Regions from separate parts of the Homo sapiens genome. Here region 2 is linked to region 1. A link is an interaction called in ENCODE POLR2A ChIA-PET data of the cell type or tissue named here. Cell type or tissue: Caco-2. All regions are shown on one strand. Links, peaks and the distances in the headings refer to the core of each region. The heading gives the core; the rest is flanking DNA.

Evidence for each region. ChIA-PET counts read pairs that join two places held together with the same protein. Peaks named below come from ENCODE experiments on the same cell type or tissue, not always from the same donor. Only the 100,000 strongest peaks of a DNase experiment are listed, where the experiment ranks them.
Region 2: POLR2A ChIA-PET joins it to region 1 with 5 read pairs; 3 of 35 experiments call an interaction of 5 or more read pairs at or near these places.

What each region holds. Positions count from the first base shown.
Region 1 is chr12:109,141,841-109,149,298 of GRCh38, reverse strand. All of the region lies in intron 2 of ACACB (acetyl-CoA carboxylase beta), which reads right to left. Among named protein-coding and RNA genes, the nearest start is that of ACACB, 29 kb to the right of the region's middle. In Caco-2, for the core only: no CTCF peak of the experiment used is centred there; a DNase peak (open chromatin) is centred at 4,198.
Region 2 is chr12:109,459,025-109,466,482 of GRCh38, reverse strand. It overlaps KCTD10 (potassium channel tetramerization domain containing 10), which reads left to right. Exons shown (of 7, transcript NM_031954.5): 3 at 5,678-5,847. Among named protein-coding and RNA genes, the nearest start is that of KCTD10, 15 kb to the left of the region's middle. RefSeq lists enhancers at 3,119-3,925, 4,732-5,538, 5,539-6,344, 7,152-7,458. In Caco-2, for the core only: no CTCF peak of the experiment used is centred there; DNase peaks (open chromatin) are centred at 3,175, 3,842, 4,812 and 5,062; H3K4me3 peaks cover 1,040 bases.

The DNA.
Region 1 (7,458 bases), core at 1,100-6,099:
ATACGACTTAAAGGTTATCCATAAACTACCCTAATCTCCCAACCCTTCCCACTAATAGAAAGAACAAGTTAGGAGGAGGACGGAGGTGCCCGTCCTGGAGTCCAAGCCTCTTACCCGCTGGGGGAAGGTTAGGCAGTGACACTAATACTAGCAGTTCGTTGACTGATTTCACATCCACATCTAACGAGGGTCTGGGTTCAAATGGTGCTCTGGGCCTCTGATTACCTTGCTGAGAGGCCTGGAATGTCTCTGGGCTTCAGCTTCCTATCTAGGAAGTGAGATGATTGGTTTACTCTTTCTCCCAATATTTTTATACTGTTTTATTATTATACATTGTTAAAATGCATTATAAAATGACATTTAGAGCAGAAAGTTAGAAAATGCAGAAGAAAATTTAAATCACTCATAATCATACCACATAAAATGATTATTTACTATTTGGAGACACTCTTTACAGTCCCTCTAAGACACACACATACAAACACATACGCATACACACACACACATTTATTAGGCACATTTACTAAGCAGAAGCATTTTTTGTGCTTACTATATGCCAGGAACTATTCTAAGCATGTTATATATAGTCCATAATCCCTTATCTGAAATTCCCAGGGCCTGATATGTTTTGGAACTTGGAAATTATTGTTTTTAGGAAGGTAAAACTTTCTGTTCCACATTATCATATTAATATTTCAGCAGCAGAATAGGATAAATAATTACTATACATAACCTCACATCAATTCAGGACAGGTTTTGCTGCCAAATGAGTTCACCACTAATTTATGAACTTCAATTTCATAGCTTTAAGTTTCAGGATTCCAGCTGCAATCTCAGCAATCCTGAACCTGTCCCATTCCATTCAGTCCACATGCGCACCCCACAGGGTCATACTAAGTCGGGGTACAAGCTAGGAAGAGGTAGCTTTGAACCTGAGTGTCTCATCATAGGCCCACTATGCACTACTAACCACATGCTGTTTGTCCAACAAAATGGGATCACACAGAACAGGAGGTTCTTGTAACCGTGCTCATTTCAGAGCATGTAAGCAGTGATTTTGCCACATCATGTAATGTTCTCATTAGCTCTGTTTCTAAGTGTTGCATGGGATTTCCAAACCTCAGGGACTGTTTCCAAGTCCAAGGAAAGGCCAAGTTCTAATCCCTGCCCTGAGATCAACCCAAAGGGGAGGAGATGGGAGGAGAGAGCTTAACGAGGTTGTTGGATTCATATTCTCAGCCAGCCCTTGCCAGCTGGGAGAAAGGAGAGAAAGGCTGAGTTTGCATGATCCTATCAAAGACAGAAGAAAAATTTAAAATTGGAGTTTCACCCCAGAACTAGTCTCCAAAGTCACAAGATACAAGGAGAAAGAATTTTATGAAAACAAAAATTTACTGCTGCTAAAGAGCAACAACTATAAAATGCCTATTCACCTGTTAATTAATTAATTAATCCATTCATTCATTCATCCATTCATTCATCCATTCGTTCATCCATTCCCACACTCATTCATCACATGTTTTACATTCCCCCGTAATGCAGAATTCTGTCTTTGGCAAGCTTGTTGCAGCTCATTTCATTCATGTATTTAGCAGATATTCAAAGCCTACCATGAGCCAGCACCAGCCTAGGCAGTGGGGAAAAACAGAGACCACTATAACTATGGCCCTGGCTTCACGGAACTTGCTTCCAGTGTAGGGAGACAGGTAATAACCAAGTAGATCATAAAAAAATAAAAGACGTAATCTTTTAGGAGCCGGTTGTGGAGGTTCACACCTGTAATCCCAGCACTTTGGGAGGCCGAGGTGGGTGGATTGCTTGAACTCAGGAGTTCAAGACCAGCCTAGCCAACATGGTGAAACCCAGTGTCTACTAAAAATACTAAAAAAAAAAAAAAAAAAAAAAAAGTAGCCAGACATGGTGATGCATGCCTGTAGTCCCAGCTTCTCAGGAGGCTGATGTGGGAGGATTTCTTGAGCCTGTGGGGTTGCAGTGAGCTGAGATCACACCACAGCACTCCAGCCTGGGTGACAGAGTGAAACTGTGTCAAAACAAACAAACAAACAAACAAACAAAAACAGACATAATCTCAAGAAATAATTAAATGTTGCAAAGACAACTAATCAGAGTGATTGATAAAGATACTGAAGGTAATTGGGGGGTAGATTTTTTAAATGTGAGAAAGGGACAGGGAAGGCCCTTTGAGGAAGTGACTCTGATGGGCAAAGAGCTAGCAGTAGAGGCAGGACCGGCTACAGAATTTGCAGGACCCAGTGCAAAATGAAAACACAGAGCCCCTTGTTGAAAAATTATTGTGAATTTGGGGCTGGGTGCAGTGGCTTATTCCTGTAATCCCAGTACTTTGGGAGGCCGAGGTGGGCAGATTGCTTGAGCTCATGAGATTCCGACCAGCCTGAGCAAAATGGCAAAACCTCATCTTTACCAAAAATAAAAAAATTAGCCAGCTGTGGTGGCACGTGCCTGTAGTCCCAGCTAGTCAGGAGGCTGAGACGGGAGGATCACTTGAGCCCAGGAAGTCAAAGCTGCAGTGAGCCATGACCATGCTACTGCACTCCAGCCTGGGTATCAGAGCAAGATCATGTCTCAAAAAACAAAATAAAAAAGAATCTCAAGACGGCGACAACAAAGCGTCAAAACAAGCACGGGGTCCCTTGAAGCACAGGGCATGCCTGTGAAGCTGGCCCTGGTGGGAGGTCTGGGTTCAGGGGTTGGGAGAAAGAGAGTGTTTCAGTTCAGAGGGAACCCAGTGCGAACTCCCAAAACAGGAACACAGTTGTGAGAACTCTGGGATGCTCTGGGCACTGCAGGAAGGAGACAGCCCCTTGAAGACTGCTTCAGAAAGAGCTTCCTCCCAAATCACAGACTTAACACAAGCATTTTCCATCCTTGCCTTGCCAGTCTCCCAGCTACTGGCCTGGCAGGAAGAGGTGAATGTAGGAAGTGGCCTTCCAGGGCAGAGCAGCAGTGAAGTGACTGCCCAAGGAAACTGCAGAGAGCAGAAGCAGATCCACAAATACAAGTCACTTCTTCACTGTGGCTTCCACGTGAGTCAGAACCCTCAAATAAATACCCCTGGCCTCTTCTCCCAGGCCTTAGTTGTTTGTCTTGGAAATGGGGCAAGGGTTGGATCCTGTCTGGAAGGACTAGCTTAAACCTCTAGCCCCTGCTTCCATTTTGCAGAAACAGGACCTCAAACGGTTAGAAGATTTGCCAGAGGATACAGATTATTTAGCAACTTATCAAGAAAAAATAATAATAATTTTTTTTTCGAGTCAGAGTCTCACTCTGTTGCCCAGGCTGGAGTGCAGTGGCGTGGTCTTGGCTCACTGCAACCTCTGCCTCCCAGGTTCAAGTGATTCTCCTAACTCAGCCTCCTGAAGAGCTGGGATTACAGGCACCTGCCACCACGCCCAGCTAATTTTTCTATTTTTTTTTTTTTTTAGTAGAGATGGGGTTTTGCCGTGTTGGCCAGGCTGGTCTCAAACTCCTGACCTTGTGATCCGCCCCCCTCGGCCTCCCAAAGTGCTGGGATTACAGGCATGACCTGCCGTGCCTGGCCTCAAGAAAAATAATATTTTTTTTCAGAAGGAGTTCCTGGATTCAGCTAACAGGGATTCTTGCTCACTGTATTTGCCTTTTTGGGTCAGGCTTCCTTTCCTCAGTGCTCCAGCTGGTTACAGGCAACTGGCTGGCTGGCCTGCATGCACCACCCTTAAATATAATTTATGCTTGTTCTCACTTATAAGTGGAGCTAAATAAAGTGTACACATGGACCTAAAGAGTAGAATAATAGATACTGGAGATTTGGAAAGGTGGCATGGTGGGAAGGGGTAAGGAATGACAAATTACCTAATAGATACAATGTACACTATGCAAGCAATGGCTCGTAAAAGCCCAGGCTTCACCACTGGGAATTATATCCAAGTGACAAAACTGAACTTGTACCCCCCAAATCTAAAAAATTAAAACAAAATTTTAATATATGGGAGGCCATGATTTTGAGCTGAGCTCCTGTGCTTAGCCCCTACAGACCAAACCAAAACGACGGATCACTCCTGGCCAACTGCCTCGCAATCAGTCTGAACTTTGAAACTGACCAGTTTTCCAAAAAACAATAGCAACCAATCAGAAGGGGTCCAGTGTACCTGAGCCAACATGATAAGAAAGTTGCATTTGTTTTAACCCTGAAGGGAAAGTCATTTTGAAACTATGAAGCGGGCCGGGCGCAGTGGCTCACGCCTGTAATCCCAGCACTTTGGGAGGCCTAGACAGGTGGATCACGACGTCAGGAGATGGAGACCAGCCTAGCTAATATGGTGAAACCCCATCTCTACTAAAAATATAAAAAATTAGCCAGGCATGGTGGCATGTGCCTGTAGTCCCAGATACTCAGGAGGCTGAAGCAGAAGAATCACTTGAACCCGGGAGGCAGAGGTTGCAGTGAGCCGAGATTGTGCCATTGCACTCCAGCCTCCAGCCTGGGTGACAGAGCAAGACTCTGTCTCAAAAAAAAAAAAAAAAAAGAAAGAAAGAAAGAAAAAGAAAAAGAAAGAAACTATGAAGCTCCCCTTTGTCCCTTGTTTCTGCTTTCTTCAGCCCTGTTCTGCCTATAAAGCCAAGCTCCTCTCTGCTCAGCTCTTCGGAAGACCCATTCTATTTTACAGAATGAGGTGCTGCATGATCCTAGAATTGTAAATAAAAGCCAATTCGAGTTTTAAATCAAATTTGCTGTGATTTTGTCTTTTGACACCACCTTCCATGGCCTACACCCAAAACTGCTTGGGTGTTGACCTGTGAACACCAGGGAAGAGGTATTACTACCCTGCCTGTATGTGTGCAAAAGAGTCAATGGGTAACCAGCAAACACCAGGCTACCACGGATCCCAAAGATGCCAAAATCCAAAGCCAAAAGCTCTACAAGATAATAAAATGCTCAGCCTCATTTTATTTATTTATTTATTTATTGAGACAGAGTCTCACTCTGTTGCCCATGCTGGAGTGTAGTGGCGTGATCTCAGCTCACTGCAACCTCCACCTCCTGAGTTCAGGCGATTCTCCCACTTCAGCCTCCTGAGTAGCTGGGACTACAGGCGTGCACCACCATGCCTGGCTAATTTTTTGTAGTTTAATAGAGATGGGGTTTCACCATGTTGCCCAGGCTGGTCTTGAACTCCTGAGCTCAGGCAATCCACCCACCTCAGCCTCCCAAAGTACTAGGATTACAGGTGTGAGCCACCTTACCTGGCCTCATTTTATTTTTTATTTTTATTTTTTGTAGAGACAGGGTCTCATTATGTTGCCCAGGCTGCTCTCAAACTTCTGGGCTCAAGGGATCCTCCCACCTCAGTCTCCCCAAACGCGTGAGTCACCATGCTGGACCTCAGCCTCATTTTGATATGCGTTGTTTCCAACAGGCTGGAACACCAGGTTTGGACATAATTTTTTCATCCAGTCAAACACCAGAGGCAGCAGGCACCAGCACACATGTCTAAGGCTTGACTCCCTGAAGATTCTTTGATGTGGGATTCTCACTACAGTTCATTAGAAACAACAAGCACACATGAGTCTTCTCTGTCAGAAGCCCCTGATTCTGGGGCTGGGAATGTTCCTTGAGGAAGTGCCAGTGTCTCAGGAGGTGCCAGCAGAACCACCCGCATTGCCCCTGGGTGCTAAAATTCTAAATTCTCAACTCTGAAAATGCACACATACCGGGGACAAAATAACTAACTGTATGTCAGTGAGCTTTAGGGCCACAGGTCACATCTCAGGAGTCTGGTGCAGCCTCCTCATTCATTTTTTTTTTTTTTTTTTTTTTGAGACAGGGTCTGCCTGTGTCACCCAGGCTGGGATGCAGTGGGGCAATCTCAGCTCACTGCAACCTCTGCCTCCTGGGCTTAAGTGATTCTCCCACCTCAGCCTCCCTAGTAGCTGGGACTATAGGTGCATACCACCACAACTGGCTAATTTTTATATTTTTTTGTAGAGATGAGGTTTTGCCATGTTGCCCAGGCTGGTCTTGAACTCCTGAGCTCAAGCAATCCACCCACCTCGGCCACCCAAAGTGCTGGAATTACAGGTATGAGCCATCAGGCCCAGCCTCAGCCTCCTCATTCTAAAGATGATAAATTGGAGACTCAGAGAGGGGAAGGGACTCACCCAAGTTCATGCAGCACATCACTCCTTCGTTCACCATATCATAGCCTTTGAATCGCCCACAATCCTACAATGTCATTCAGCTCCACATTCACTGCCTTTCCAAGATCCCTCTGTCCCTCCTGCCAGCTGTTTGCTGGGACAAAGTAAGGATAAAAGATTGATCTACAATGTTAGGTTTCTATGCCATGAAGACACGAGGGCAGGAAATTCACTCAACATTTTGGTTTCATTTTCCCTATGAAAGATAGTTAAGTAGGCTAGACGTGATGGCTCATGCCTGTAATTCCAGCACTTTGGGAGGCCAAGGCGGGTGGATCACTTGAGGTCAGGAGTTCAAGACCAGACTGGCCAACATGGTGAAACCCCGTCTCTACTAAAAATACAAAAATTAGCCAGGTGTGGTGGCACACGCCCATAATTCCAGCTACTTGGGAGGCTGAAGCAGGAGAATTGCTTGAACCCGGGAGGCAGAGGTTGCTGTGAGCCAAGATCATGCCACTGCACTCCAGCCTGGGTGACAGAGTGAGACTCTGTCCAAAAAAATAAAAAAAGAAGAAAGAAAGAGAAAGAGAGAGATAGTTTTCGCCTTTATAAATGTACCAGCTCAGAAAAACCTTGGTTTAAGCTCAAACCAGTAAAGACCCCTCAAAATGGTGGCAGGAAGACAGTGGGTGGAAAGGTGGGAGACTTGCCCCCCTTTCTATTTATTATCTACCAAATATGGATGCTTTATTCTCTTGCCAAGTACCTGAGAAATATTAGTTCATTTAATCTTCACGACTATTTTGGCATCCAAGACTCAGGAAATAGTAATAATAATAATCATGTTATAAGTTTGTTGGTTTGATACATTCTTTTTTGTTTTTTTATTTTGAGACAGAGTCTTGCTCTGTTGCCCAGGCTGGAGTGCAGTGGCACAATTATAGCTCACTATAACCACAAACTTCTGGGCTCAAGTGACCCTCCTGCTTCAGCCTCTCAAGTAGCTAGAACTATAGGTATGCACCACAATGTCTGGCAAATTCTTAATTTTTTTTTTAGAGATGAGGTCTCACTATATTGCCCAGGCTGGTCTTGAACTCCTGGCCTCAAGCGATCCTCCTGCCTCATCCTCCCAAAGTGCTGGAATTACAGGTGTGAGCCACCATGCCTGCCTACATTATCCCATTTAATCCCTTCCACATTTTACAGAGGTACTGGGGCCTGGAGAGGTGAAGGGTCATGCCCAAGGTCACACAGTAGGGGGTGGCAGAGCCAAAGACTGAACCCCACTCCAGCTGA
Region 2 (7,458 bases), core at 1,378-6,377, 320 kb before region 1:
TGGCCTATTTGCCATTTACTGGTCATGTGACATTGGACAAGTGGCTTTTTCTCTGAACCTCTTTCCTCCTTCCCCAGTTATGAATGATAATGTTTTGCAGAGTTGGGGATTGAGTGAGGACATGAGAAAGCGCTTGCCACAGGGCCTGAGATGTTGGGAGAACTCAGTAAATGGGAACTGTCAATTATGGCTTTTGTTCTGAGTGTAAATGTTGGGGGGATGAGTGTTGCTGAGGGGCTACAGAGAAGCAGGTCTTAGCAGCATGTCGGGAGAGGCTGCCTGCCTTGGCCTTCAGGGATGAGTGTGCTGCAGTTCCACACTACCCCCAAGGGATGGCTTTTCTGAGAAGACAAGGACACTGTGGCAGTGAGCATGCCCTTTCCAGACTCTTCCCGGAAAGGTTCAGTTCCCACAATGCTAGAATTTTCACCTGACTCCTTGTCAGCATTGCCATTGGTCCACGGATGTAGGTAGCACCTTTCACAATGCATTCTGTTCAGCATTTGCCTGTAGTGGTCTGTTTCATCCCTGTTGCTTCGTACAATACTTCCCCCTATTGTAGGTTTTCTGATGTCTTGCTAATGTATTTTGGAATTAGTGCGTACACTAGATTGAAGAGTCATTCATTTTGTGATCGCACATTCCCCTAGAAAACTGGGAAGTCCAGTCTGATCCATGGGAAAACTGCAGTTCCTGGGGGTTTCCCTGAGATCTCCAGCCCTTCTGCCTTCCATGACAATGCTCTTTGGTAAAATTCTGAAGTACCTGAGAGCTTTTAAATTGTGAATAATACAACAAACTCACCTGTGCCACCAGGCTCAGCCCAGGCATAAAGTATGACCTGTACCTGTGGGGCCCCTTTGTGCCTTCTCTGTTTGTCCCTCTCCCTTCCAAAGGTAAGCATTTGGGGTCACCAGGTGGATCTCAAGCTTGGCTACAGAGGGAGTCACCTGAGGAGGTCAGTACTGGTGCCTGGGTCCCAGCCAGGGTGTGGCCCAGGCAGTAGGACTTTGAAGAGCTCTCTGGGTGATTCTAGTGTGCAACCAGCATTGAGAACCACAAGTGTCCATCTTTCCAGGTATTACTCTTACTATAGCTGTGCATGTCCCTAAACAAGGCGCTGTTGGTGTGTTTTTAAACGTGATGTAAATGGTGCTGTACAGTTTGTATGTTTTGCTTTTGCTTACGTAGCATTATGCTTGTGAGATCAATCCACAACTAAATAGCTCTCGTTCAGACATTTTCCGGTGGTAGAGTGTCCATTCTAGAAGCATACAGCCGCTGCCGGAGCCATATTCTGTTGATGATCATGTAGAGGGTTTGCGGTGTTCACTGTGACGAATGTGAACATCCTTGAACGCTTTCCCCGTGCGTGGGAGTTTCTCTGTGCGATGCTGCCCAGCCTTTGCCACATCATGGGGCACGTAGACAATCATATTTTCACTTTGGCAAATGAGGGGGCTCTGGACTCCCTAGATCCCACCCAGCCATCTCAAGGGCTATGGCTTTAAGATCTTACCCACTGTTGGGAGCTCAGCCCTAGAGTTTATTCCCAGGAGGGGAATTGGGACAGCATCTTCTACTTCCTTAGATATTGCAGGAGTCCCTTCTGGAGTGGTTATGGCAACTTCTACTCCCTGCAGAAGTCTGGATTTTTGCCAACCCTTGGCACTGTCCAACCTTTTAATTATTGCAAATCTGGTGAGTATGATATGGTACCTTGTTTTATTCAGTATTTCCTAATGTCTGGTACGTTGAGCATGTTTTTATGTGTATTGCTCTTTTGAGTTTAATCTTTTAACTGCTTGATTGCATCTTACTTACACATTTGCCTTTTTCTTATTACTTTGCAAAAGTTCATATACTGGATCCTGTTTCTTTGGGGTCCAGTGCTGCAAATATCTTCTCCCAGTCTGACTTGTCTGAGCTTTTTTAATGGGGCTTTTGGAAACCTCAGAGTTTAAATCGCTTTTTTACACTTACATCCTTGATCTACCTCAGTGATGCCCAAACCAATGGGTGATTTTTTGGGATATTTAGCAATGTCCAGAGACATTTTTGTTGTTTCTTGGGGATGATGGTGCTCCTGGCGTCAAGTGAGTAGAGGCCAGGGATGCAACTAAATACCCTACAATGTGCGGGGCAGCCTCTTACAACTAAGAATTATCTGGTCCAAAATGTCAAAGTGCTCAGGTTGGAGACCCTGCCCTAGGGATTCTGATCAGGAATGAGGCAGGTTGCTAGAATCTGAATTTTTCACAAGTACCTTGGGTGGCATTTATGATCAGGGGTGTTTGGGAACCACAAAAATATAGAGTATAAATACCTTAGGATGGCAAAGAGAGGTCAGTGAAGGTTCCCTGGAGGTGGTGGGAGAGGGGAAAGGAGAGGTCAGACATCCAGGGAGAGAGGAAGCACATGGTATGCTCACGGGGCGGGGAGGAGGGGAGCCTAGTGGCCCAATCCTCCTGACCCCCAGAGCAGCCTTCTCCTCCCTTGGGTCCCTGAAAGCAACACCAACTCCATCCTGGGGGCTGGAACTTGCTGCCTCTGGACGCTGCTGCTCTGCTTCCAGCAATAATGATGAAAGATGAGATTGTTAAAGACCCATAGCTGCTTTTGAGTGCTGTTGGTAGACCCAGCATTGTGCTGTGTGCCTTCTGTACGTTCTTTCATCATATTTTTATGTCAACCCTGTGAGATCGTTTGTAGAAGAGAAAACTGCTAGACAGAGGTTAATTGAAGCACCAATGTCATCCAGCAAGAAGGTATCAGAGCTGGGTTTCCAACACTTAACTGCTGTGCTGTGCTGAGGACGTCCTGGAGCCCAAGTCCAGTGCTGCCCAGTGTGGTCCCGGTCAGTTCTGCTCTCCAGCCTTGCCTAATGGGTCTGGGATCCCAGGCTGCCCTGACTTTGGACAGCCTTCCTAAATAGCTCTCGTGCCCCGTGGCAGCAGGAGAGAGACCCCCCACATGCGAGGAGCTGCTTGACTTCCATTTGTCTTTCTACGTGCTAGGCATTTGAGCTGACTTTCAAAGGGATCACTTCCTGCTTTGAAAGCAACCACAGTATCTTAAAGTCAAAACGCTGATTGAAACCTCCTGGAGAGTGTGCCTGGCTCCCTTGCCCTTATTTGTCCAAAGTATGATTCTTTCGCCACAAGCATTTCCTGACGGCATTCTTGAGCCGGAGCCCAGTGTCACGGTCTGCCTGTTCATTTATGGGAACTCTGGGCTGTCATTTGGATAATTGATTTCAGGGCCCTGGGTCTTCCCAAGCAGCTGAGTTCTGCAGACATCAAAGGCAGAACGTGGAAGGTTCCTTCCCTGCGCAGCTGAGTTGAATTCTATTTATCTTTTCAATTCTGGTGAAAGGAGTTTTCCTATGAGTGCCTTACTTTTTCTTTGTGGTCTAGTCCTGCTGCCTCTGCTTGGGAATGGCACTGCACCTCTCTGAGCCTCTGTTTTATTTGTGGAAAATGCAAGGGAATGAGCTCCCCTCAAAAAAGAACTGGTAGAAAGATAATACGGTCTTTCCCTGCCTTGTCAGCCTTCTGAGAAAAAATTACTTGGTGTAGGGTAGCACAGAGGCCTCAAGCTGGTAGCCTGCAGGCCCAGTTCAACTGCAGATGTGTTTTGTTTGCCTTGTGGTGGGTTGATGACAGTTTTGTTTTGTTTTAATTAGTTTACCGTCCTTTAAAAATCAGGGAATTCACAGAAAAATCTGGGTTTCTGGCATTGCATGGAACATCAGAGCTCACAGCTCTTGGGCCCACATTCCTGCCTGGCCACTCTTGGCTGGAGTGGGAAGAGCCTGCCTCTCTTGGGGGCAGGGCAGATGCTGTCCTGTCAGCCCCAGCCTCAGCCCCGCCCAGCTGCACTCATTTATTGTGCTTACTGGCCCTGGAGGCATCTGGGTTGCATAAGATATTAATTCCATATTTTGTTTTCTCAGATGTAGAAAGAAGTGGGGTGGGATCACATTTGCAGGTCACTGTCAGGGTGATGTGATTTACCATGCCTGGGAAGGCCTCTTTCTTCCCTGAAACCAGGAGTTGACTCAGGGCTATACATTTGTATTGCATTTCCCCCCACTTGGGGTATTCTTCCCACCTACTCAGGAAATTGGAACAGTGCGGAAGTAGGAAGTGGAAGCCGCTGGAGGGTGGAGACCGTTCTTTTAACAAAAGGCCCAGGAACTTTAGGCTGAGCTGTTTCATCAGGGGAACCTGGAAACGGCCCTGTTATCAAACTTTCCTGGCAATTCATGCAAAGAATACCAAACTATGCCCTAAAACCATGAGAGGGCACTTGGCAGGGACTGGACCTGCCAGGTAAGGGGTAGGGGAAAGCGGGCAGACTTAAGACTCTGGATTGTGAAAAAGATGCGTTTGCTGCTCTCAACTTTTGCTGGCCTCTGCCACTGATCCAAGGCCCAGGATCAGTAGGGCCCAGTCTGAGGAGGACGTGGAACAGGGCACAGCATTGTTAGGAGTGGAACAGGGCACAGCGTTGTTAGGAGTGGAAATGTTGGCCCTTCTCCCAAAGTGGGGAGGAAGGTGGTAGCATAAAGTGACCGATTCCTACTGAAGCCTTCTCACGGCCCTGCGCACTGGCATTTTCCACCTGTAATGCGTGGCAGGAGCCGTGGGGACGCCCCTTGCCTGAGGTCACCCTGCTTGTCAGAAGGCCTCGACTTCACCCTCTCATCTGTCTGGCTTCTTTTTAGAGCTTCACATTTGCTGTTGGGAGATACTTGGACTTTGCTCCATTCCTGCCTTCCTTTTTGGTACCTCCTCCTCCTAGGCTCCAGTCCTGTCTTCTACAAATACCACTCCCAGAGACACTGCATTTCAGTAGAGGAGTTCTGAAAACCCTCAGGATCTCTGGTGGAGGAATGTCAGCTCAGTGACAAGATTAGAAAGGACATTGAGCAGCAGAGTAGGGAGTCTTCCTGGCCCCCACCCCCAAGAATGTTTCACAGTGCCTGGATTTGGTCAGCTTTGGGACCTTTTTCCATATCCAATAAAAGCTGATTCTGTCTCCCCATGTTTACCGAGCTGCCTGAGGGTGGGGTCTGTCTTGGTCATTCACTAGCCACTAAGTGCTTGTTGCAGGAAGTTGTGGGATAGGACTTCCTGTGTTGGTGCTGGTCAGTGTCTAGGGCTCAGCCTTGGGAGTCAGAGGTCACAGTCTGCGAGGGTGAGACTTGTGCGTTCTTAGAAATGGCTCTGTTAATGTGACAGTTTGAAGGAAGCTTTGTGGAAAGAGGAAGTAGATATTTTTTACCCAGAAGGCTTTCTTCTATCCTTGGTATGTGGCCATTTGGGCCTGTTTTACCCAGGTGTGGTACACGAGGCCCCTGTTGGATGTCCTTGTGTAAGGGATATTTGAGGGTACTTCAGAAGTGTACTTTTGGGCCTCAAGAGTCGGGATGTCTAACAGAGCCTCAGACCAGGGTCACCTGGGGTTATGGTTGTGTCCAGCCAGTAGGGCCTGGAGGCTGTGGGGGCTTCCTCAGCCCTTAGTGGGCAGGTAGGCAGGTGAGGCTGCCATTCTCCAGGCAGTCCCGCTCTCCGCTGGGAGGTAGAGGGAGCCGAGAGACACCCCAGCTCTGCTCAGGGCCTCCCACAAGAGGAGGGCCCATGTAACCAGCCCCTGCCTCCTCCCTCTGCAGGCTGGATCCTCATTGACCGCTGTGGGAAGCACTTTGGTACGATACTCAACTACCTTCGAGACGGGGCGGTGCCTTTACCCGAGAGCCGCCGGGAGATCGAGGAGCTGCTAGCAGAAGCCAAGTACTACCTAGTCCAAGGCCTGGTGGAAGAGTGCCAGGCGGCCCTACAAGTAGGCATCACCCTTTCTTCCCATATGGGTGGAGAGGCACCAAGCCTACCTGCCTTCCTCATTTTCCCTCTCTGCAAAATGGGGGCAGTTTCTGTCTGACTGAGATGTTGTGAGAGTTAATGAGTTTGCCCTGGAGCCCGATTCCTTCGGTTGGAGTGACCCCTGAGAGGCCTCCCTGGAACAGCAGGCCACCTAACTACTGTGTCACTCCTTGCAGCCCCATGCTGTTGGATCTTCTCATGTGTACATCTCAACCCTTCAGCAGAGAACCCCGCGGTGTGAAACTTGGTCGGTGTTCGGGACCAATCTTAGGGCTTACTCTAGTCCCACAAGTCATTGTTGGGAGCTCAGCATAATCTCTACAGACAGACACCCCTCACTCCTTAGCTAGACAGAGCAGGACCACTGGAGTCAGGTCTGGTGACAGTAAAATCCCACAAAAACAAAATGCTTCTAGACATGGCCAACACCCCTTTATTTCAAACAAAGTTGCAACGTGGCAGAGCATCAGAAGCATCCCTTTGGGTTTTCGTAGGAATCTGGTCTGTGTGCATGAGGCCCTTGTTTGGGCCTCCCCCACACCACATGTCTGTGTCTGGCCCCGCACCGGACCAGTACCCATAATGCTGCACACCACCTCTACTCTGAGAGTCTGAACTCACTGCAGACCTAACTGAATGTTGCAGCATTTACTTTTTTATTATTACTACACTGTTGAAAGTGATGCACATGCATCCTTCAAGAAGTCAAATAGTGCTGCAAGGTTAACATCAAAACACCACCATACCCCTCCTACTCTCCTTCACCCTTGCAGTAACCTCTGTGAATTCTTTCAGCAGTTTTTTCTGTTCACATTTATGTTTCCACATAATTCGCCTGTGCTGCTCTTTATTGAATTCCCAGTTTTTGACATTATCTACTGGCATGACTATAGAAACTAGAATTTAGCTCACGCACTGCCCCTACCTCTACCCCCACCAAGCTTAGGCATACTTTTCCTTCTCCCATTCTCCCAGTACAGTTCATCACAGTTTTGGTTAAATTCAGAGTTTACGTCATGACGTGTAAATACGGCTGACAGTTAAGCCACAGAGTGTACAGTGATTATTTTCTTTCTTCTATAACTTTAAGTTTGCCAGAGTTAGGGATTGCCTCATTGTTTTGTTCACTTGGTTTTCTAAATATATGTTCCTACTTCAGCCCCACGTTCTCAGCGGTCTCATAGTGGTGTGTTCAGACACATCAGAGGTTCTGTTTCATCTTTGTCTTGGAGACATGCCCCTGGGTCTCGTTTCTGTTAGTCTAAGGTTAGACCTCCAGGACTGACCTCCTAATTCTTTCCTCTTAGTGTCTCTGGCTTTATCCTTTTGTTCTACTTTCTCAGAAGTTTTATTTTTCACCTTTTCAACCCTTCTATCAAAATTTTCATTTCTGCTTCGTCTTTCTAACTTCAGGAGCCTTTTCTTGCTGTCCGAATGCCCTGCTTTCCACAGCGTGCTCATCTTGTTTCCTAGGAGGCCGTATCTGCTCTCAACTGTCTGATGATTCTGTTTGTTTTCTTTCTTCTCCCTTCATTATCTGACTCCTCCTCTTTTCCTGTCTTTGTTTTGG